Regions from separate parts of the Homo sapiens genome. Here region 1 is linked to region 2. A link is a loop called in an ENCODE intact Hi-C map of the cell type or tissue named here. Cell type or tissue: MCF 10A. All regions are shown on one strand. Each heading gives the region's core, and the rest is flanking DNA. Links, peaks and the distances in the headings are about the cores only.

Region 1 (11,008 bases), core at 1,604-9,603, 420 kb after region 2:
AATAAATGTTAAAAGTATATTTAAACTGAGACTATTGATTGCCTCTAGAGAAGAGGCTAAAGGGAGAGAAATATAGGGAGATTAAATGTATACCCCTTAAATCTTGAACTATATTAACGAGTTAATTTTTCAAAATTAAACAAAATGTAACATGTTAATTTAACAGGTTATAACAATGACTGAATTACATTAACTTTCCAGTTTAATTCTGCATTCTCATGATGTGGAACACTAATGGCCAAAACATGACAATCTTCATGTTGTTCTCGGGTGTTTTTTGTTGTTGTTATTGTTGTTGTTTTGAGACAGAGTTTCACTCTTGTTGCCCAGGCTGGAGTGCAATGGTGCGATCTAGGCTCACTGCAACCTTCGTCTCCCAGGTTCAAGTGATTCTCCTGTCTCAGCCTCCCGAGTAGCTGGGATTACAGGTATGCACCACCACAGCCGGCTATTTTGTATTTTTAGTAGAGACGGGGTTTCACCATGTTGGCCAGGCTTATCTCAAACTCCTGACTTCAGGTGATCCGCCCACCTTGGCTTCCCAAAGTGCTGGGATTACAGGCATGAGCCACCGCGCCCTGCCCTGTTCTAGGGTATTTTAATAAGACTCTCCAGGAATTTCTCAGAGAACAAGTTAAATGTTACTTTCTTAAATGTTCCCTACTCTTGTATCATATTACATCTTAATTAGCAATCGTCTTGTCACTAGGAAGTCGTTATGTACATTCATTTATTCATTCATAAAGGGTGACACAGCTACCAAACGGTAAGAGGAGTCTGAGGATAGAAAAAACAAAACCCCAAAGTGTTTTGGCCTACTCTCACCACTCAACACAATATTTCTAACACCAGATGTGTGGGGTTATTTCCTCCACACACCAAGCAAGCAGTGCACAAGCTGGTGTCTTACAATTTAACTCACTTCTATCTACCTAGAGACAGAAGCGCACAAGCTGGGTGTCTTACCATTTTTTTTGTTTTTTTTTTGAGACGGAGTTTTGCTCTTGTTGCCCAGACTGGAGTGCAACGGCGTGATCTCGGCTCATGGCAACCTCCGCCTTCCAGGTTCAAGCAATTCTCCTGCCTCAGCCTCCTGAGTAGCTGGAATTACAGGCATGCACCACCATGACGGGCTAATTTTGTATTTTTAGTAGAGACGGGGTTTCTCCATGTTGAGGCTGGTCTCGAACTCCTGACCTCAGGTGATCTGCCCACCTCGGCCTCCCAAAGTGCTGGGATTACAGGCGTGAGCCACCGGGCCCAGCCTGGGTGTCTTACAATTTAACTCAATTCTAATTCCACCTACCTAGAGATAGTGTCAGATTCCACAAGTCCAGGGCTCAGGCCCACATGACTGTCCCAGACTTCAGATGCCATTTCTGATTGATTGGCAATAAACTGGGATTTCCACAACCCCCTCCTTGGTTAGACTAATTTGCAAGAGTGGCTCACGGAACTCAGGGAAACACTTTACATACGTTTACTTATTTATTATAAAGGATATTACAAAAGATACAGATGAACAACCAAATAAAAAGATACACAGAGCAAGGTGTGGGAGAAGAGGGGCTGAGCAGAGTCCTTCAGGAACTTCCATGTGTTCAGCTATCCCAAAGCTGTCTCAACCCAGTACTTCTAGGTTTCGTGGAAGCTTCATTACATAGGCATAGTTGATTAAATCACTGGCCATTGTTGATGACGTTGATGACGTTAACTTTCAGCCTCTCCCCCCTCCACAGAGACGTGGGGGGTGGGGTGGGATGGAGGGGGGTGAGGGGGTGAGTGATGAAAGCCCCAACCTTCTAATCACGCCTCTCCTCAGTCTTTCAGGTGACCAGTCCCCATCCTGAAGCTATCTAGGGGTCCCCAGCCTCCAGTCACCTCATTAGCATACAAAAGATGCTCTAATCACCAGTGAGAGTCCTAGAATTTTAGGAGGTTTTTTTTGGCCGGGGAAACGGAATAAAGACCAAATATACATTTCACAATATCACATAATGTTTCATTGTTATAAGAAATTCTGTCACCAAAGTTGCCATAACAAAACAATATTCCAGGATATGGTCCATTATATCCAGAATTTAAGGTCCTAGGCCTGGTAATGGAGTTGAGAGGAAAAAGCGTTTAATAGGAAAAAGTAGAGGCAGCGATCCAGCCACTTCCCACTTCCCCTTCTAACCACAGCTAGTCCCTATTTAGATAGGAAGCCACTCCCAGTTCTCTTGAAAACAGCGGTCCTCTCAATTGCCAAGAAGGCCACAGGAAGAACGTCACTTTCAGAAAAGAAAACCCAGAATGATGACAGTAATGAAATCCTTCATGGACCAATACTAGACTAATGGTCTTCCCAGTACTTTATATTCTTACTACATCACAAAGGGTAAGGATTATAAACCCAAAGTTAGAAAGAATAAGCACTGATTTCTGCCAGCTATAAGGTAATAGATGATTGCACTTAATTTTCAAAATCAAATAAGGCTGTATACTTTTCCAATTCTTCTATATTAAATTATTAGATGTTGTATGATAGTATGAGAACCTTAATCTTTCTGTATGAAATCCCTTTTTTTTTTTTTTTTTTTTTTTTGAGACGGAGTTTCGCTCTTATTGCCCAGGCTGGAGTGCAAAGGCACAATCTCGGCTCACTGCAACCTCTGTCTCCTGGGTTCAAGCGATTCTCTTGCCTCATCCTCCCAAGTAGCTGGGATTACAGGCATGTGCCACCATACCCAGCTAATTTTTTGTATTTTTAGTAGAGATAGGGTTTCACCGTGTTGTCCAGGCTGGTCTTGAACTCATTACCTCAGGTGATATCCACCCACTTCGGCCTCCCAAAGTGCTGGGATTACAGGCATGAGCCACCTTGTCCGGCCTCTGAAATTACTTCATATATACATATTCTGCTATCATTTAAATAATCAACACTCTGTAAAGGTTTTTAAAAATCACTAAAGAGTTTTCAAAACAATTACTAAGAAACAGTCTGTGTCATGTTAAATGACAGATGGAACAATTACTCAATTGAAATGAGACAGAAAATCTGACAATCAATTGGAAACTGTCATATAAAAATTAAGGTTGGACCTAAGCAAAAGCATTACAAATGGTTTTTCCTTTGCTTTTATATTCTCTTTAAGAAAAATACATTTAATTGCAAACAAAGTATAAAGCAGAAGAGTAACTTATACTTGGTGACATTTTACCATTCCCCTACAGTCAAAATATAACAAAATATTTGAACCAATCATATTTCACTCCTTGGTTAGTCACGTATATAGCAGGGACTCTATACTCAGTAGTTACAGATTTAGTTACGAAAAACAATCCACAGGAATACCTTGGCTCTCACTCTACCAAAGGTAGATATGGCTGGCATCTTGAGCATGCTAGTCAATCTATCCAAATGCACAACTACTCATATCCCACCACTCTCTAGCTGTTTCCTATTTCATTTCATTAGGGAGACAGAGACAAACCAAAAAATATGATAAGAGAATGTCAAATGTGGAATGTCAAACCCTTCCACCAACACTGTTATCTCCATAACATCCTATAAAATTATCACTCAAGCTCGAATTACAACAAACTCTCAATAAATCCTAGACCACTTTTATTCTCACTGGACAAATAAATATCCTTGTTCTTGTCCCACACTGCCTGAATTTCCATTTTCCAAGTCATGTTATCATAATGGCACACCAATTCACCCATTTGTTGTACCTGTAAGTACCAGAAAAATCAAGTAAATTAACTCAAGCAGGTTGAGTTAAATCTGACAATTGACTTAACCTTTAATTACTTATGTGCCAGACATAAAAGAATGAAACACATGGCATGCAGAAAAACTGTACAATCACATCACATAGAAAAAATTTTAAAACTAGGTTAAGTAAATTAATAAATTTTGGTTATTCAAAGTATGTTCTGAAACATTAAGTCTGATAACTTCTTCCTAATAAATACAAGAGTCTGAATTATTTTCTTAAAATTTTGCTATTTCAAGTACAGAACTTTTCACGTATTTTTCTTTAAAGCATTAAGTCACACTGTATTATGTCTATTTGAATTACTACTTAAATTACTAGAAAGAAATCAAGATAACATTAAACTCTTAAAATATCTTTGGTAACAGAATGAATTATCTTCTGCGTTGTTGTCTATATCAAAGGTCATATCATATTTCATACTTTTCTAAGGTAAACATTTAAACAGCATACATGGTATGATGGAGAAAATTATACAAACTCACACCAAATATCAGCCTTTCTGAATTTCCAAAAAAGGGCACAACTTGCAAAAAAAAATGAGAACCATAATTTTCATGTATCAAGAAAAAAAATATAATAATCTGTTTTTCTAAAGTGCCCGAAGAAGTCAATTTGTGGCAACACTACCAGAAAAAGTGGCCAATGAAATCACACAAAATTTCTAAACTTTAAAAATGTACTAGGCTCTTTCTAAAGGTGAATATTATTGTCAAATCAGTAACTCAAACCAGCCCTAAATGTCTGCTTTTTTTTTTTTCAGGTAAGCAAGTGGGATTTAATTTTTTGTTTGTTTGTTTCTTTTTTGAGACAGAGTCTCATTCTGTCACTCAGGCTGGAGTGCAATGGCGCAATCTTGACTCACTTGCAACCTCTGCCTCCTGGGTTCAAGCAATTCTCCTGCTTCAGCCTCCCAAATAGCTGGGATAACAAGCGCCTGCGACCACGCCCACCTAATTTTTTGTATTTTTAGTAGAGATGGGGTTTCACCATGTTCACCAAGCTAGTCTTGAACTCCTGACCTCAAGTGATCCACCCTCCTTGGCCTCTCAAAGTGCTGGGATTACAGGTGTGAGCCACCGTGCCTGGCCTAATTTTTTGTTGCTGTTGTATTTTGTTTTTTTGGTTTTTTTTGGAGACGGAGTCTCGCTCTGTCGCCCAGGCTGGAGTGCAATGGCGCGATCTCGGCTCACTGCAAGCTCCATCTCCCAGGTTCACGCCATTCTCCTGCCTCAGCCTTCTGAGTAGCTGGGACTACAGACGCCCGCCACCATGTGGCCCAGCTAATTTTTTGTATTTTTTTAGTAGAGATAGGGTTTCACCTTGTTAGCCAGGATGGTCTCGATCCTGGCCAAATTTTTAAGTGATAGCAACAACTGGATTTTCTTCCTAAGTACTGGAGTATCCCCTAGTGGACTGGTGAGGAACAGTTTTTTGACTTACTAATCAAACTCTGTCATAATAAATTCACTTTTTTATAATCTCACCTAAATATCTTTTTTCCCATGGTCAAAACAGAGTTAACATTAGTTTTCATAAATTTCATAATTTTGACTACAGTGAAGGTCCTACAAGGTAGAAACACATTTTTTTTGACAAATACCATTTCCAGTGTTTCAAATACAATAACCTCTTTCAAGAATCTTGTTACATGAGCACGAATTTAGTAAGTGAAAAATCAATCATCCTTAATAGTTTCCTAACGGGCAAAGGAAGTTTTTATGGAAATTAAACTACTTCACTGAACTAAATGTCAACAATCAAATCATGAACATTAAGTAGAGTGCTTCCTAAAGAGCCAGGGGTTATCAAAGATAAATTTGAGAAACTACTGATGGAGGCTTGAAAATGATTTTTTTACATATCATATAATTTCTGCTAACATGGAATAAGGATTTCTAAAAAACAATTTTTAAGGTATCAACACACTATTTACACACATATTAAAACTCTACACACAAAACACTTCATATTTCTGCAAATAATTAAAATCCACTGAAGAATACAAGGGCTCCAGCTAGCAGTATGACTGGAACCTTGTGAGAGACCCTGAGCTAGAACCACCCAGCTAAGCCACTCTCAGATTTCTGACACTCAGAATAAATGTTGTTTGTTTTAAGCTGCTAAATTTGGGAATAACTGGTTACTCAGGAACAAATATGTTGCGTTTAATATGCTTAAAGAAAAAAAGAGGGTAATGATAGTAAGAAGAAAATGGCACTATAAAACAAAGACCAACAAGTCAACAACAAAAAAGCAAACAGATTCAAAAATGGGCAAAGGACTTAAAAATTTCTCGAAAACAGATACACAAATAGCCAATAAACACTTGTTAAAAAATGCCCAACATCACTAATAATTAGGGAAATGCATATCAAAACGACAATGAGAGGCCAGGCATGGTGGCTCACGCCTGTAATCCCTGCATTTTGGGAGCCTGAGGCAGGTGGATTACCTGAGGTCAGGAGTTCCAGACCAGCCTGGCCAACAAGGTGAAACCCCATCTCTACTAAAACTACAAAACTTACCCGGGCATGGCAGTGCATTCCTGTAGTCCCAGCTACTCAAGAAGCTGAGGCAAGAGAATCGCTGGGACCCAGGAGACTGAGGTTGCAGTGAGCTGAGATCGCACCACTGCACTCCAGCCTGGGCAACACAGTAAAACTCTGTCTCAAAAAAAACAAAAAACAAAAAAACAGTGAGATACCACATCACAGCCATTAGGATGGCTATTACTAAAACACACACGAACACAGAAAATAACAAATGTTGGTGAGGGTATGGAGAAACTAGAACCCTTGTGCATTATTGGTGGGAATATAAAATGGTAAAGCCACTATGGAAGACAGTATGGTGGTTCCTCAGAAAAATTAAACATAGAATTACTGTATGATCCAACAATTTCACTTCTGTATATATATATTCAAAAGAATTGAAAGCAGGAACTCAGATATACTTGCATGCCCATGTTCACTGCAGCATTAGTCACAATAGCCAAAAAGTGGAAGCAATCAAAGTAGTCCATAAAGAGATGAGTGGATAAAGAAAATGGGCTACATACACACCATTAAATATCATTCAGCCCTTAAATAAAAAAAAAGAAATTCTCCTGCACGTTACAACACAGATGTACCTTGAAGATTAAGTTAAATGAAATGAGCCAGTTACAAAAGGGCAAATACTATATGATTCCATTTATATGAGGAACCTAGAGTAGTCAAACTCATAAAGGCAGAAAGTAAAATGTGGTTGCCAAGGGCTAGAGGAAATTATAAAACGGGGAATTATAATTTAACAGATGCAGAGCTTCAGTCTGGAAGAAGAAAAGAGTTCTGGAGATGGATGGTGGTCATGTATGGTTATATGGTAGTGATGGATGGTTACACAACAGTATGAAAAGAGCAATGGCTCACGCTTGTAATCCTAGCACTTTGGCAGGCCGAGGTGGACGGATCACTTGAGGCCAGGAGTTCCTCCCCAAATCCAAGTTCCTAGATGCCAGCCAAGGGCCAACCTTGCAAGCAGACCTCGCTAAGCATATCAGTCTCAATCAGGCCTGCTATGTTAATTCTTTCTGCACAACTGAGATGTTCTCTTTGGAAATAACATGGTTTTTTGTCTTGTTTTTGGAGTTCTGTGTTTTTCTATTCAAAATGCACCCCCATTTCCTGTCACTTTAACTAAAATTACCTTATTGAAATTTGTATCTTTTTTGTAACTTATCAGCTACTTATGCCCAAGTTTTAAAACATTTACAAGCCACAAATATGGTGGATACACTATGGGATGATTAAATTATTTGTCTGTACTTAAGTAGAATACCTATGAGAAAAATCCCTTTAAGATTTAAAGATGGTAATCCAAGGTGATTCCTTCTCCAAGGGGGACATCCAGTGACCCTCTCAGGAAGTAGCAACTTGGAATAGAATAGTCCAGGAGTTCCAGGACCAGCCTGGCCAATATGGCGAAACCCCATCTATACTAGAAATACAAAAACTAGCCGGGTGTGGTGGCAGGTGCCTGTAATCCCAGCTACTCGGGAGGCTGAGGCAGGAGAATCGCTTGAACCCAGGAGGTAGAGGTTGCAGTGAGCCAAGATCAGCACCACTGCACTCCAGCCTGGGCAACAAGAGTGAAACTCAGTCTTAAAAAACAAACAAACAAAAAAAAACAAAAAAAAAAACCCCACTGACCTGTACATTTTCAAATGGTTAAAATGGTAAATTTTATGTTACATGTATTTTACCACAATTTTTTTATAAGACCAGATTTTAAAGAGAATCAAACAGAACCTGCAGAAATAAAAGACATAATAATTGAAATTAGTTCAATGGATGAATCAAATAGCAGATTAGCTCAGCTAAAGATGACTGTGAATACACAAAATGTAGCATGGTGATACAAAAATTGAATATATCAAACAGAAGTTATGCAACATGAGGACAGAATAGAATGTCCAACATATCTAAATACCATTCAAGAGGGAAAGAAAAGAAAAATGAGAACGAGGCAATATTTGAAGATATAATTGCTGAGACTTTTCCAAAAACTGCTGTAGTTTCTGGAAGCACAAAAAATTGCTAGTAGGATAATAAGAAATCTATACCTAGTCACTTTCCAGTGAAAATGCAAGACACTAAAGACAAAAAAAAAAATTTAACCACCAGATAGAAATGACAGATTGTCTACAGAAAGGACAATTATACTGACAGTTTCTCAATAGCAACAATGGCACCCAAGGGATAATAAAAAATATATATTGAAAAAGCTAAAGAGCAAATCAAATACTCTTCAAGGCTGTACAACTAAACCTGCTATGACTTTGAGGGCCCTTTTACCCCCACCAAAAGACTATAAACTCAATTCACCAATACATTATAGTTAACTAATTCTTAACCAGGGAGGGTGTCTGATTTTCTTCCAGAATACACCTGCTTGGTTCAAAAAAAAAAAAAAAAAATTAAAAAAAAAAGGCCGGGTGAGGTGGCTCACGCCTGTAATCCCAACACTTTGGGAGGCCAAGGAGGGTGGATCACCTGAGGTCAGGAGTTTGAGACTACCTTGATCAATATGGTGAAATCCTGTCTCTACTAAAAATACAAAAATTAACCAGGCGTGGTGGCATGTGACTGTAGTCCCAGCTAATCGGGAGGCTAAGACAGGAGAATTGCTTAAACCCAGGAGGTAGAGGCTGCAGTGAGCTGAGATCACGCCACTGCATTCCAGCCTGGGTGACAAGAACGAAACTGTCTCAAAAAAAAAAAAAAAATTGTTTTCTGCTGGGCACAGTGGCTCACACCTATAATCCTAGCACTTTAGGAGGCTGAGGCGGGCGGATCACTTGAGTCCAGGAATTCAAGAGAAGCCTGGGAAACATGGTGAAACCATGTCTCTACTAAAAATATAAAAATTAGCTGGCGTGGTGGCACACGTCTATAGTCCCGGCTACTTGACAGGCTGAAGTGCGACGGTCCCCTGAGCCTGAGGAGGTCAAAGCTGCAACGAGTTGTGCCACGCCACTGCACTCCAGCCTGGATGACAGAGTGAAACCCTGTGCCAAAAAAAAAAAAAAAAAAGTTTTCCAGGTGATTTTGATACACACTCCTAGTTTAAAAGAGAAGGAAAAGGAAGGAAAGGTAAAGAGGGAGAGAATACGATAAAATAAATGAGACAAAATGTTGACAATTAGGGAATCTAGGCAAAGAGCACATGAGAGTTGTTTGTGCTATTCTTGCAACTTTTCTGTAATCCTGAAACTATTTCAAGATTAAAAAGTTATTTTTAAAAAACCCACCCAGGCCAGGCGCAGTGGCCATGCCTGTAATCCCAGCACTTTGGGAGGCCAAGGTAGGTGGATCACCTGAGGCCAAGAGTTCGAGACCAGCCTGGCCAACATGGTGAAACCCCCGTCTCTACTAAAAATCTAAAAGTAGCCAGGCGTGGTGTCAGGCACCTGTAATCCCAGCTACCCAGGAGGCTGAGGCAAGAGAACTGCTGGAACCAGGGGGGCAGAGGCTGCAGTGAGCCGAGATCACGCCACTGCACTCCAGCCTGGGCAACAGAGCAAGACTCCATCTCCAAAAAAAAAAAAAAAAAAAAAAACAAAGCCACATATACCAGAATCACACACAATTCTGTTTCAAGATGCCACTATCTTTTCAAACATGAAAACATGAATTCTAGGAATGCTAATAGGGTATCATGTCTATAAATTTATCCAAATTATCCTTTTTTTTTTTTTTTTAAAGATGGAGTCTTGCTCTGTTGCCCAGGCTGGAGTGCAGTGGCACGATCTCGGCTCACTGCAACCTCTGCCTCCCAGGTCCAAGCGATTCTCCTGCCTCAGCCCCCCTAGTAGCTGGGATTACAGGCACACACCACCATGCCCAGCTAATGTTTGTATTATTAGTAGAGATGGGGGTTTCGCCATGTTGGCCAGCCTGGTCTCGAACTCCTGACCTCAGGTGATCCACCCGCCTCGGCCTCCCAAAGTGCTGAGATTACACGCGTGAGCCACCACACCTGGCAAATTATCCCATTATTATCTGGAAGCATTTGTGATGAGGGAATGAGGTTGGATGTGTTTAAATCAGTTATTGAAACCTACTAACACACAGGTGTCAATAATTCATGACAACCTCACTGTAAAGGTATGGAAACAGTTTCTATGCCTCTTCCATCCTCTAAATGACTTTGTATTTATGATATTCCTAGTTCTTAAACTATAAAAAGTCTCAGTGGGTGATTGTGGAGATCCATTTAAAATTCCATTTTCCAAAACTTAATGTTTCTTCTCTCCTACTAATCTTCCTATGCAACCTCACATCAAACAATAAACAGAAGAGAAACACAAACTTTACCTTCTCTCTTTTTCTCCCCCTTTAAACTTCTCCAATCTCTCTACATCTTCACAGCACATGTACTCTAACATTTTGAGTTATTATATGAAAGATATAGTGGTAGAAGTTTTATATACAGTATCTAATTTAATTCTCAAACCACCCTATGCAGCAGGCATTATCCTCATTTTATAAATGAAGAAATAATTAAACAATCACAGTTAATACCAGAATTTTAACATAGATCTATCTAGTTCCAAAACCCATACACTTTTTCCTTTTTTTTTTTTTTTTTTGAGACAGATTCTCTCTCTGTCACCCAGGCTAGAGTGCAGTGGCAATAATCATGGCTCACTGCAGCCTTGAACTCCTGCGCTCAAGCAATCCTCTCACCTCAGCCTCCCG
Region 2 (11,008 bases), core at 2,002-10,001:
TCAGGCAGTGGGCTGATTTGTGGAGTAAACAGTGGTCTGTGCTCCCTCCTCAGTCCTGGGGAGGTGCTGGGAGGGGTGGAAGGTGGGCAGGGCTGGACCAAGCAGGTCCACCTACGGGTCCCCCAGTGGCAGGCACAAGAACCAAGGCCAAAGGAGAATCCAGTGGGTGGCCACCAGACGCCCAGAAGTGTGTCCAGGTGTGGAACTGAGAAACCTCCTTGACCCCAAGTTCTCTACACATAGATAGGAGTGGCCTAAACTCATAATCCAGGAGAGTGGGTGCTCCAGATGCTTGGAGATATGCCTGGGACCTGGGCATGGAGCAGAGATAGCCACCCATGCACCAGGATCTCTGCACAGGAATGGTAGGGTGGCTCAGGCTGCTGTTCCAGATGAGCAGGTGCTCCAAATGCCTGGAGATCTGCCTGGATATGAAGCAGAGATGGGGACCCCTGCACCTGGATCTCTGCACAGGAAAGGTGGGGCTGTTCAGGCTACCAATCCCAGCAAATGAGTGCTTTGAATGCCTGGAGGTCTTCCTGGCCATAGAGCAGAGAGGCCCTGCTGCACCACAATATATACCCAGGAAGGGTGGGGCAGGTCAGGCTGCTGAAGCAGGCAAGTGAGTGCTTTGAATGCCTGGAGATCTGCCTGGGTATGAAGTGGAGAGGACCCACCATGCACAAGAAGGATGGGGTGACTCAGGCTGCTAGTCCATGCAAGCAGGTGCTCCAAATGCTTGGAGATCTGCCTAAGCGTGCAGTAGAGAGGGCCCTACTGCACCATAATCTATGCATAGAAAGGGTGTAGGTTGGTTTAGCCTGCTGATCCTTGGAAAGGGATGCTCTGAATACCTGGAGATCTGCCTGGGTATGAAGCAGAGAGGGCCCTGCTGCACTATGATCAATGTCCATGAAGGGTAGGGTGGCCCAGGCTGCTGGTCCAGGCAAGTGGGTGCTCCAAATTTCTGGATTTATGCCTGAGGTGGAGTGGAGAGGGCCCTGCTGCACCACGATCTTAGGAGAGCTTGCTGGGGTACCCAGCAGTGATATACATAGACTGGTTTCAGGTCATGAAGCTGGCCCTGGCTGCACGTCTCATTGTCCGGGAGAAAGTGCAGCTGTAGCAGCTCTCCCCACGCATCCAAGGCCTGCAGTGGGGGAAAGCACAGTTCCAACACCCCAGTTAGCTTCAGGGATTAGGAGCAACAATGTTCTATTCCTTGGCCTGGGTTGCTCAGATGCCCAGGGAAAAAGTGTCACAGAGAGAGGCTCTCTGCCTTTCTTGCATACTGGGGCCTCACTCACTTTTATCAGCCTGTGTTCTCCTTCCCAGGCTCTGGGTGTCGTTTATGATTCCACTGGGTTTCTGTTTTCCTTCCTGAATTAAAGCTTACAGAGTCGATTGCTTCTTTTTTTTTTTTTTTTGAGACAAGGTCTCACTCTCTTGCCTAGGCTGGAGTGCTGTGGCATGATCACGGCTCACTGCAGCCTCAGCCTCCCAGGCTCAGGTGATTCTCCTGCTTCAGTGTCCTAAGTAGCTGGGACTACAGGTGCACACCACCATGCCTGGCTGATTTTTTGTTTTTGTTTTTAGAGATAGGATTTTACCATGTCACCCAGGCTGGTCTTGAACTCCTAAGCAGAAGTGAAGCAATCCACCCACCTCGGCCTCCCCAAGTGCTGGAATTACAGGCTTGAGCCACCATGCCCAGCCCACAGTTGATCTTTATGCACTATCTTGATATTTCCAAGTGGCTGATGCATGCTAAAAGCCTCTAATCAACCATGTTGGGGGGAAAAAGATGCCACATTATCTTTATCATTCACTTTATTTTCTCTGTCACACGTATACATACTGTTTTCCTGAAATATTTAAGATTAGTTTGCATACTTCATACTTTTTTTTTTTTTTTTTTTCTGAGACAGTCTTGCACTCTCGCCCAGGCTGGAGTGCAGTGGTGCAATCTTGGCTTACTGCATCCTTAGCCTCCCGAGTAGCTGGTACAATAGGCACCCACCACCAGGCCTGGCAAATTTTTGTATTTTTAGTAGAGACAGGGTTTCACCATGTTGGCCAGGCTGGTCTCGAACTCCTAATCTCAGGTGATCCATCCACTTCAGCCTCCCAAAGTGTTGGAATTACAGGCGTGAGGCACCGCGCCTGGCCACCCTTTTACCTCTTAGTACTTCTGCGTTTCTTAAAAACAAAGTTTTTTTATGTTGTTGTTGTTTTTTTTTTTTTTTTTGAGACGGAGTTTTGCTCTTGTTGCCCAGGCTGGAGTGCAGTGGCACTATCTCGGTTCACTGCAACCTCCCCGTCGCGGGATCAAGCTATTCTCCTGCCTCAGCCTCTCTAGTCGCTGGGATTACAGGCGCCGGCCACCACGCCCAGCTAAATTTTGTATTTTTAGTGGAGACGGGGTTTCACCATGTTGGCCACGCTGGTCTCGAACTCCTGATCTCAGGTGATCCACCTGCCTCGGCCTCCCAAAGTGCTGGGATTACAGGCGTGAGCCACCGCACCCAGCCTTCTTTATGTATTAATAACTACAGGAAATTGTCACATTTAGGAAATTGATATGGTAATCTACAGTCTATATTCCAATTTTGTGAATTACCATTAATATCTCTTAAAGCATTTACTACCATCCAGTACAGGACCTTTAGTTGCCATATCTCTTGAGTTTCCTTTAAATTGTAATAGTTCTTCAGCCTTTCTCATAACATTGGCATTTTTTGAAGAATATATTTATCGAATGTTTCTCAGATTAGACTTGTCCATGTCCTTGAGATTAGATTTCAGTTATGGGTTCCCAGCTCAACTTCTTGTCAGTAATGTTGTGTCCTTCCCGGAGTATCATCACATCCAGAGGCACATGATGTCTCTCTTTTCCCCATTGGTGATAATAATTTTGATGTACTCAGTTAAGGGATTGTCCAGTTCTTCACACAATATAGTTACTTATTTTTTTTTCTTGTAACTAGTAAGCAGTCTGTGAGGAAAAACTGTTTTTGTTTTTTTACTTTTTTCTAATTAATGTCTTTGTAGGAAATTTAAAAATATACAGGTAAGCTAAAGTTAGGGAAAAATTGTCATAAACCTAGCGATAACCACATTTTAGTGTATGTTGGTTCATCTCTCTTCTTTATGTTATAATAATGATTACCAAAAAGGACTATACCTTAAATACTGTTTGGTAAATTGCTTCATTCATTTAGCAGTATATTATAAATATTTTTTTCATGTGTCATTAAGTATTACAGTATTTTAATGGCTGCATAGTTTTCCATTGTGTAGCAGTCACTTGCCTATAGATTGTTCTGTGATGTTCAGTTTAGCCTCACATTCCAGGTACAAGAGATCCTTAGTGGCTGTCCCCTAGGGGTTAGGGAATCTCTTAAACCCAGGAGCCTCCAAGCATGGAATCTTGATGTCTGTCTTATCCCATCAGCACTGCCATGTTGTTTTTCTGTTCTGCTGTTCCACACTAATATGCTATGTTCCTTTCTCTGACCATTCCTAGGTCCACAGTAGCACACTTTTGTCAAATATTTAAACCTATTTCTGATTCACTTGGGTTGTTTTCATGCTTTAACTGCTAATATTGTATCCAGATGTTGGTTTTCTTGTTTGTCTTATTGCAAATATAGGCTATAATGAGTTAAGTGAACTTTTATGGGGTAGTCTTCTGAGTAGAGCATCTGGCCAAAATACCTCATACCCACCAAAAACAAAAACACAAAATATTTGGAGAGCACAGTTTATCTTTTTATTTGGAACTTCTTTGCTATTACCTGAATTTCTAGTTAACCTATATTCGTATTTTGGGTCAGGTATCTTAGGAGATCTCAGCTCTTGTCTATTAGGATTACTTAGCAAATTATCTTAGTGAACTTTCTGTACAGGAGATAAAGCATAACCTTTAAATGCATTATTTTATAGATTTTTCTCCCTTTAATATTTAATCATTTGAAAGTCTCTCTTCTACAAGTTGTTTAGTTTCAAGCTGTTCAGGTATATGGAAATATAACCTTTCTGTATAGATGTGGGACAGTTTACAAATGAATCAGCCCATACTTTCATAGTTTAGTTCAAATGTGACAAAATTATATTTGGAAGACTTAGGTGTAGAATCTCTTTTTATTGACTGAAGGCAAAACAATTTTAACTTAAGTGAATGAAGTAACTTTGTTATTTTTAAACATTTTTTTGAGGCGGAGTCTCGCTGTCTCCCAAGGTGGAGTACAGTGGTGCAATCTCGGCTCACTGCAACCTCTGCCTCCCAGGTTCAAGCGATTCTCCTACCTCAGCCTCCCAAGAAGCTGGGATTACAGGCACGTGCCACCACACCCAGGTAATTTTTTGTGTTTTTAATGGAGACGGGGTTTCACCATGTTGGCCGGCTGGTCTCGAACTCCTGACCTCAGGTAATCCACCTGTCTCAGCTTTCCAAAGTGCTAGGATTACAGGCGTGAGCCCCTGTACCTGGCCTATTTTTAAACTTTTCTTTACACTTTGAGAAATAACGTCTGCTATTTTATAGATGATGATGTAATAGTGATACCCTGTCTCTAAAAAAATGTAAACAGTTAGCTGGGCATGGTGGTGCACACCTCAGCTACTCAGAAAGCTGAGGTGGTGGGAGGATTGCTTGACCCCAGGAATTGGAGGCTGCAGTGAGCTAAGATTGTGCCACATGCTCCAGCCTGCATGACAGAGCAAGACCCTGTCTCTTAAAAAAAAGGCTACTGTGATGTTGAGTCATGTTGAAAGATCTTGTCATTTATAACACAAAGAAAAGTAAATAAAATATTAAAGCATATATTTGGCATATTTAATGTGAACTTTTCTGTGTGCAAAGTATAGAAAGGTCTTTGAAGGACGTACTAAAAGAATAAACTCGTATCTCTGTCTTTTAGAACTTGTAGTACTTTTATAATATCGTATAAGCCTCTCTGTTATACTTCAACATTATTAAATACTATTGACTCCTGGCTAACACGGTGAAACCCCATCTCTACTAAAAATACAAAAAATTAGCCGGGCGTGGTGGCGGGCGCCTGTAGTCCCAGCTACTCAGGAGGCTGAGGCAGGAGAATGGTGTGAACCCGGGAGATGGAGCTTGCAGTGAGCCAAGATCCCGCCACTGCACTCCAGCCTGGGCGACAGAGCAAGACTCCGTCTCAAAAAAAAAAAAAATACTATTGACATGTACATTTGTAAATAGTTACGAAAAGTTTATATTCTTTAAGGTATGCTTTGCTATATTTTAAAATATGTAATGGATTTTAATGTGACCTTAATTTTCATGAAATACATGGGTGACAATTTATTTTAAAAGCAGAGAAGGCCAGGTGCAGTGGCTGACGCCTGTAATCCCAGCACTTTGGGAGGCCAAGGCCTGCAGATCACCTGAGGTTAAGAGTTCGAGACCAGCCTGGCCAACATGGTGAAACCCTGTCTCTACAGCCTGACCAACATGGTGAAACCCTGTCTCTACTAAAAATACCCAAAATTAGCTGGGTGTGGTGGCTTGTGCCTATAATCCCAGCTACTCAGGAGGCTGAGGCTGGAGAATTGCTTGAACCTGGGAGGCGGAGGTTGCAGTGAGCTGAGATCATGCCATTGCATGCCAGCCTGGGCAACAAGCAAAACTCTGTCTCAAAAAAAAAAATAAAAGGAGAGAAAATGTGATTCTTCATGCTTATAGTTTACAAATATTTTAATATTGTTCCTGGTCTGTATTACATTTTTTTAAGTAAAAGTAATAAATTGTATATTTTGATATGTAAAGTAAGTTAAAGATATAACTCCTTTACCTATTAAATTAAAATCTTTTTCTTAGCACTAGGGGGCACCCCTGATTTATAAATTCATGTTATACTTAATGTTGCCTAGAAAGTGGAATGAAATGTAATTATTTGAAAAATATTTTGCAAACTGAGTGCTATGTTCAAAGAGAATCTGGATTATCAGCTGGTTTTGTTGCATAGCAGTATAAATATAAGTTGATTCTTAATACTATAAGGATAATGAAGCTTATAGAATAAGATAGTTTAGATGGGAGGAAATTGTTTTGTAGTTTATTCATTTTCACGTTGATTTTCTAAGTAGGTGCGTTAAATGGTTTTAAAACTTCATGATTTTGAATATATTTCTGTTTTAAAAATCCTAGCACGATGTTCTGCTCTTAGCAGGTACCTAGGCTGTATCTGAATAAATTAAGATAAATTCAAGATGTGACTGAAGGCTGCTATCATTAGTAATAATTTTTAAGCATTTCAAAACCAAGAGCATGTTTTACTACTTCTAGGAAACAGATCTTAGCCATTCTCATTCATTGTGTTTGCAATTAGGATTTTTAGTAATGCCCAGCAACAATTGCTTCCCAAAGGTGTATTTCTAAGGTTTTGTCTTTTCTTTTTTATTTAAGAGACTCTGTTGAATTTAAGCTTTATGGGAATTAAGCAGATAGTAACATCTGCATCATCATTACATCATAGTAATAGCATATTTACCATGTGCCAACACTGTTTTAGGTGCTTTGTGTATATTATCTCATTTCGCTTCACCACAACTCTATGAAGTAGGTACTTATTATCCCTATTTTATAGATGAGAAAACTGAGTACAGAAAAGTTAAAATTTCCTGGGTTTACACAGAGGTAATGTGGTTCCAAAATTTGTGCTTTTAAATCACTATATCCTATATTGCTTCTCCAGAGAAAGGAAACTTAGCATTGAAGTAATTATTATTAACATTTAAAACTCAGCTTTTAAAGTGAATGTAGCATAGAGTACCTAATTTATAGACACTTACCATTTCTCTTATGAAAAACGTCATAGATCTTTAAAGTTGAAAAGGGATCTTAAAGTTCATTTACCACTGTCATTTTACAAAGAGGAAGAAATTCTGTCCTAGAGGTAAAGTTACCTACTCAGTTTATATGACAGGTTATTTATGGAAAGGTATTAGAACTTCAAGTAAGTACTCTGACTTCCAGTAAAGTGGAAAATCTGTGTTGTGAAAAGAATATTTGACTAGAATTTTGATGGCTTGAAACTTGTTCTTGGCTCCTTATTTACCATCCTGTGTCCTCAGAAGCTCTGTGTTTGTTTGTTATGTGGGTATATCTTCCCTAATTAGTGTTATTGGTAGTTGTGCAAATCAACATAATGTATTAAAGATATTTAATAAACTTTAAAGTCCTATACAAATAAACATAGTGTATATTATGGTACAGTAAAGCCACCATATCCATGGGTTCTACATCTGGATTCAAACAAATCTGAGTTGAAAATACTTGGGGCAAAAAAAAAAAAAAAAGGATGGTTGCATCTGTACTGAACATGTACAGACTTTTCCTTGCTATAATTCCCTAAAAAATACAATATAACAACAATTTACGTAGCATTGGCACTGTATTAAGTATTATGAGTAATCCGGAGATGATTTAAAGTATACAAGAGGATGTGTATAGGTGATATGCAAATACTGCACCATTATATAAGGGCCTTAAGCATCGGTGGATTTTGGTATCTATAGTAGATCCTGGAACAAATCCCCCATGGATACTGAGAGATGATTGTATTTTTATGACATGTAGTTCATAATATTTTAAGTATTTGTGATATGTTGGTAATCTAGATCACTAGCTGTGATAAGCTTATTCAGTATTGTTGATTTACAGGTGTCATTTGGATCGCTAAAAATTTATTGTGTTGTGGTATGTGTTACTTTGCCACCTGTGTTTTTACACATTTTATTTACTTTAAGAAAGTTGTACATTTGATTTTTTTCCCTCGCAATACCCACTTAGCGAAAAGTTATGCTTTTGCTTTGCTTATGAAGAACATAACAATAACATCTATTGAATACTGTTTATTTGGTGTTCTGATTGTTTGAAAAGAGCATACAAGATTGTCCTCAGTTTGGATTTAGCGACTGAGCTAAGATAATAAATAGAGTTTAGTGAAGTTGAAATTTTTGTTTCTTGGCATGGTGGTAGGCATAGAGTTGTTTTCTTGAACTTCGAGGAAGACATTTGCTTAACTTTTTTTTTTTTTTACAGGAATAATGTATTTGTGGCCTTGGACATGAGGCAGTCAGTCCTCTGTTGCTGTTAACATAAGGTCAGGGACTGATGAGGAAAGCATGGACCTAATGAACGGGCAGGCAAGCAGTGTCAATATTGCAGCTACTGCTTCTGAGGTAAGATATTTAAGAAGCTTGGGTGTAAAGTTTCTTACCTGGCTTTCTAATTTTTCAAGCATTATGTTTGTTCACATACTTAAATCAGAAGTGCATTTAGTGCAGAAATACACATTTCCTTTTTTTTTAAATTTTATTTTTTTTTATACTTTAAGTTTTAGGGTACATGTGCACATTGTGCGGGTTAGTTACATATGTATACGTGTGCCATGCTGGTGCGCTGCACCCACTAACTCGTCATCTAGCATTAGGTATATCTCCCAATGCTATCCCTCCCCCCTCCCCCCACCCCACCACAATCCCCAGAGTGTGGTATTCCCCTTCCTGTGTCCATGTGAAATCTCCTTAAGCTGATAAGCAACTTCAGCAAAGTCTCAGGATACAAAATCAATGTACAAAAATCACAAGCATTCTTATACACCAATAACAGACAAACAGACAGCCAAATCATGAGTGAACTCCCATTCACAATTGCTTCAAAGAGAATAAAATACACAGGAATCCAACTTACAAGGGATGTGAAGGACCTCTTCAAGGAGAACTACAAACCACTGCTCAAGGAAATAAAAGAGGATACAAACAAATGGAAGAACATTCCATGCTCATGGGTAGGAAGAATCAATATGGTGAAAATGGCCATACTGCCCAAGGTAATTTACAGATTCAATGCCATCCCCATCAAGCTACCAATGACTTTCTTCACAGAATTGGAAAAAACTACTTTAAAGTTCATATGGAACCAAAAAAGAGCCTGCATCGCCAAGGCAATCCTAAGCCAAAAGAACAAAGCTGGAGGCATCACACTACCTGACTTCAAACTATACTACAAGGCTACAGTAACCAAAACAGCATGGTACTGGTACCAAAACAGAGATATAGATCAATGGAACAGAACAGAGCCCTCGGAAATAACACCGCATATCTACAACTATCTGATCTTTGACAAACCTGAGAAAAACAAGCAACGGGGAAAGGATTCCCTATTTAATAAATGGTGCTGGGAAAACTGGCTAGCCATATGTAGAAAGCTGAAACTGGATCCCTTCCTTACACCTTATACAAAAATCAATTCAAGATGGATTAAAGACTTAAACGTTAGACCTAAAACCATAAAAACCCTAGAAGAAAACCTAGGCATTACCATTCAGGACATAGGCATGGGCAAGGACTTCATGTCTAAAACACCAAAAACAATGGCAACAAAAGACAAAATTGACAAATGGGATCTAATTAAACTAAAGAGCTTCTGCACAGCAAAAGAAACTACCATCAGAGTGAACAGGCAACCTACAAAATGGGAGAAAATTTTCACAACCTACTCATCTGACAAAGTGCTAATATCCAGAATCTACAATGAACTCAAACAAATTTACAAGAAAAAAACAAACAACCCCATCAAAAAGTGGGCGAAGGACATGAACAGACACTTCTCAAAAGAAGACATTTATGCAGCCAAAAAACACATGAAAAAATGCTCATCATCACTGGGCATCAGAGAAATGCAAATCAAAACCACAATGAGATACCATCTCACACCAGTTAGAATGGCAATCATTAAAAAGTCAGGAAACAACAGGTGCTGGAGAGGATGTGGAGAAATAGGAACACTTTTACACTGTTGGTGGGACTGTAAACTAGTTCAACCATTGTGGAAGTCAGTGTGGCGATTCCTCAGGGATCTAGAACTAGAAATACCATTTGACCCAGCCATCCCATTACTGGGTATATACCCAAAGGACTATAAATCATGCTGCTATAAAGACACATGCACACGTATGTTTATTGCGGCATTATTCACAATAGCAAAGACTTGGAACCAACCCAAATGTCCAACAATGATAGACTGGATTAAGAAAATGTGGCACATATACACCATGGAATACTATGCAGCCATAAAAAATGATGAGTTCATGTCCTTTGTAGGGACATGGATGAAATTGGAAATCATCATTCTCAGTAAACTATCGCAAGAACAAAAAACCAAACACCGCATATTCTCACTCATAGGTGGGAATTGAACAATGAGAAATACACATATTTTAACTTTTATTTTAGTGATTCGTATGTTCCCTGTGCATCATAGGTATACTTAATCCTTATCTACTTAAGATACTTGAAAAATAATGACAAATAATGGTAACTCATAAAACTCTTTATTTTTAAAAGAAACATAGAATTTCTTTTTAGAGTATTTTTACATTACATCATCCTTGAGGGCAATAATGCAAGTAAGGCAAAGAAAGATTCTTTTACTTGGAATCACTAAATTTTGGACCCATCTAGATCCCTTGATTCCACATATATTAGAGGAAACAAAAGAACCGTTAGGCTGGAATGTTGTAAGGGCTTACTCTGCTGATGTAGTTTAGCATTTAAGATGGAGATGTGAAGACTGAACTAGATGCTCACCCCTCTAGTTAATATATTATGATTGTATTTTTGCCCCAACTTTTTTATTTTTTTCTTTGTGTATAAATCTAGGGAACTTGCCTGCTTTCCTTAATAACTTTAGCATCTGGCTTCTATATTTCTTATTTTTCTCTTAGTATATTGGATGAGAATAATGTTTATGACCCTTTAACACCTTGACCTCAAAGTTCCTTAATAGCCCCAACTCCATTTTGCCCCAGCTAGTTACTTAGGCCTTGATATCACTGAAAATAGTCTAAGTCTATGGTTTCAATTGTTTTTGTTATGTAGATGATTTATTTTTATCTCTAGCCCTGGCTTCCCTCATGAATTTTATTAAGCATTTTTGATGGACCAGACATTTTAATGTCCACAAAATCAAGTT

The links. Hi-C counts contacts between places; a loop is a spot of excess contacts. Peaks named below come from ENCODE experiments on the same cell type or tissue, not always from the same donor. Only the 100,000 strongest peaks of a DNase experiment are listed, where the experiment ranks them.
Region 1: it touches region 2 in a loop (10-fold over the local background); 3 of 110 quality-filtered maps call a loop at or near these places.

The regions. Positions count from the first base shown.
Region 1 is chr1:179,188,851-179,199,858 of GRCh38, forward strand. All of the region lies in intron 1 of ABL2 (ABL proto-oncogene 2, non-receptor tyrosine kinase), which reads right to left. It also overlaps the pseudogene LOC124900432. Among named protein-coding and RNA genes, the nearest start is that of ABL2, 35 kb to the right of the region's middle. In MCF 10A, for the core only: a CTCF peak has its summit at 5,174; a DNase peak (open chromatin) is centred at 5,151.
Region 2 is chr1:178,768,608-178,779,615 of GRCh38, forward strand. It overlaps RALGPS2 (Ral GEF with PH domain and SH3 binding motif 2), which reads left to right. Exons shown (of 20, transcript NM_152663.5): 2 at 8,075-8,214. The coding sequence starts at 8,158. Among named protein-coding and RNA genes, the nearest start is that of RALGPS2-AS1, 48 kb to the left of the region's middle. In MCF 10A, for the core only: a CTCF peak has its summit at 5,857 (motif pointing right); no DNase peak of the experiment used is centred there.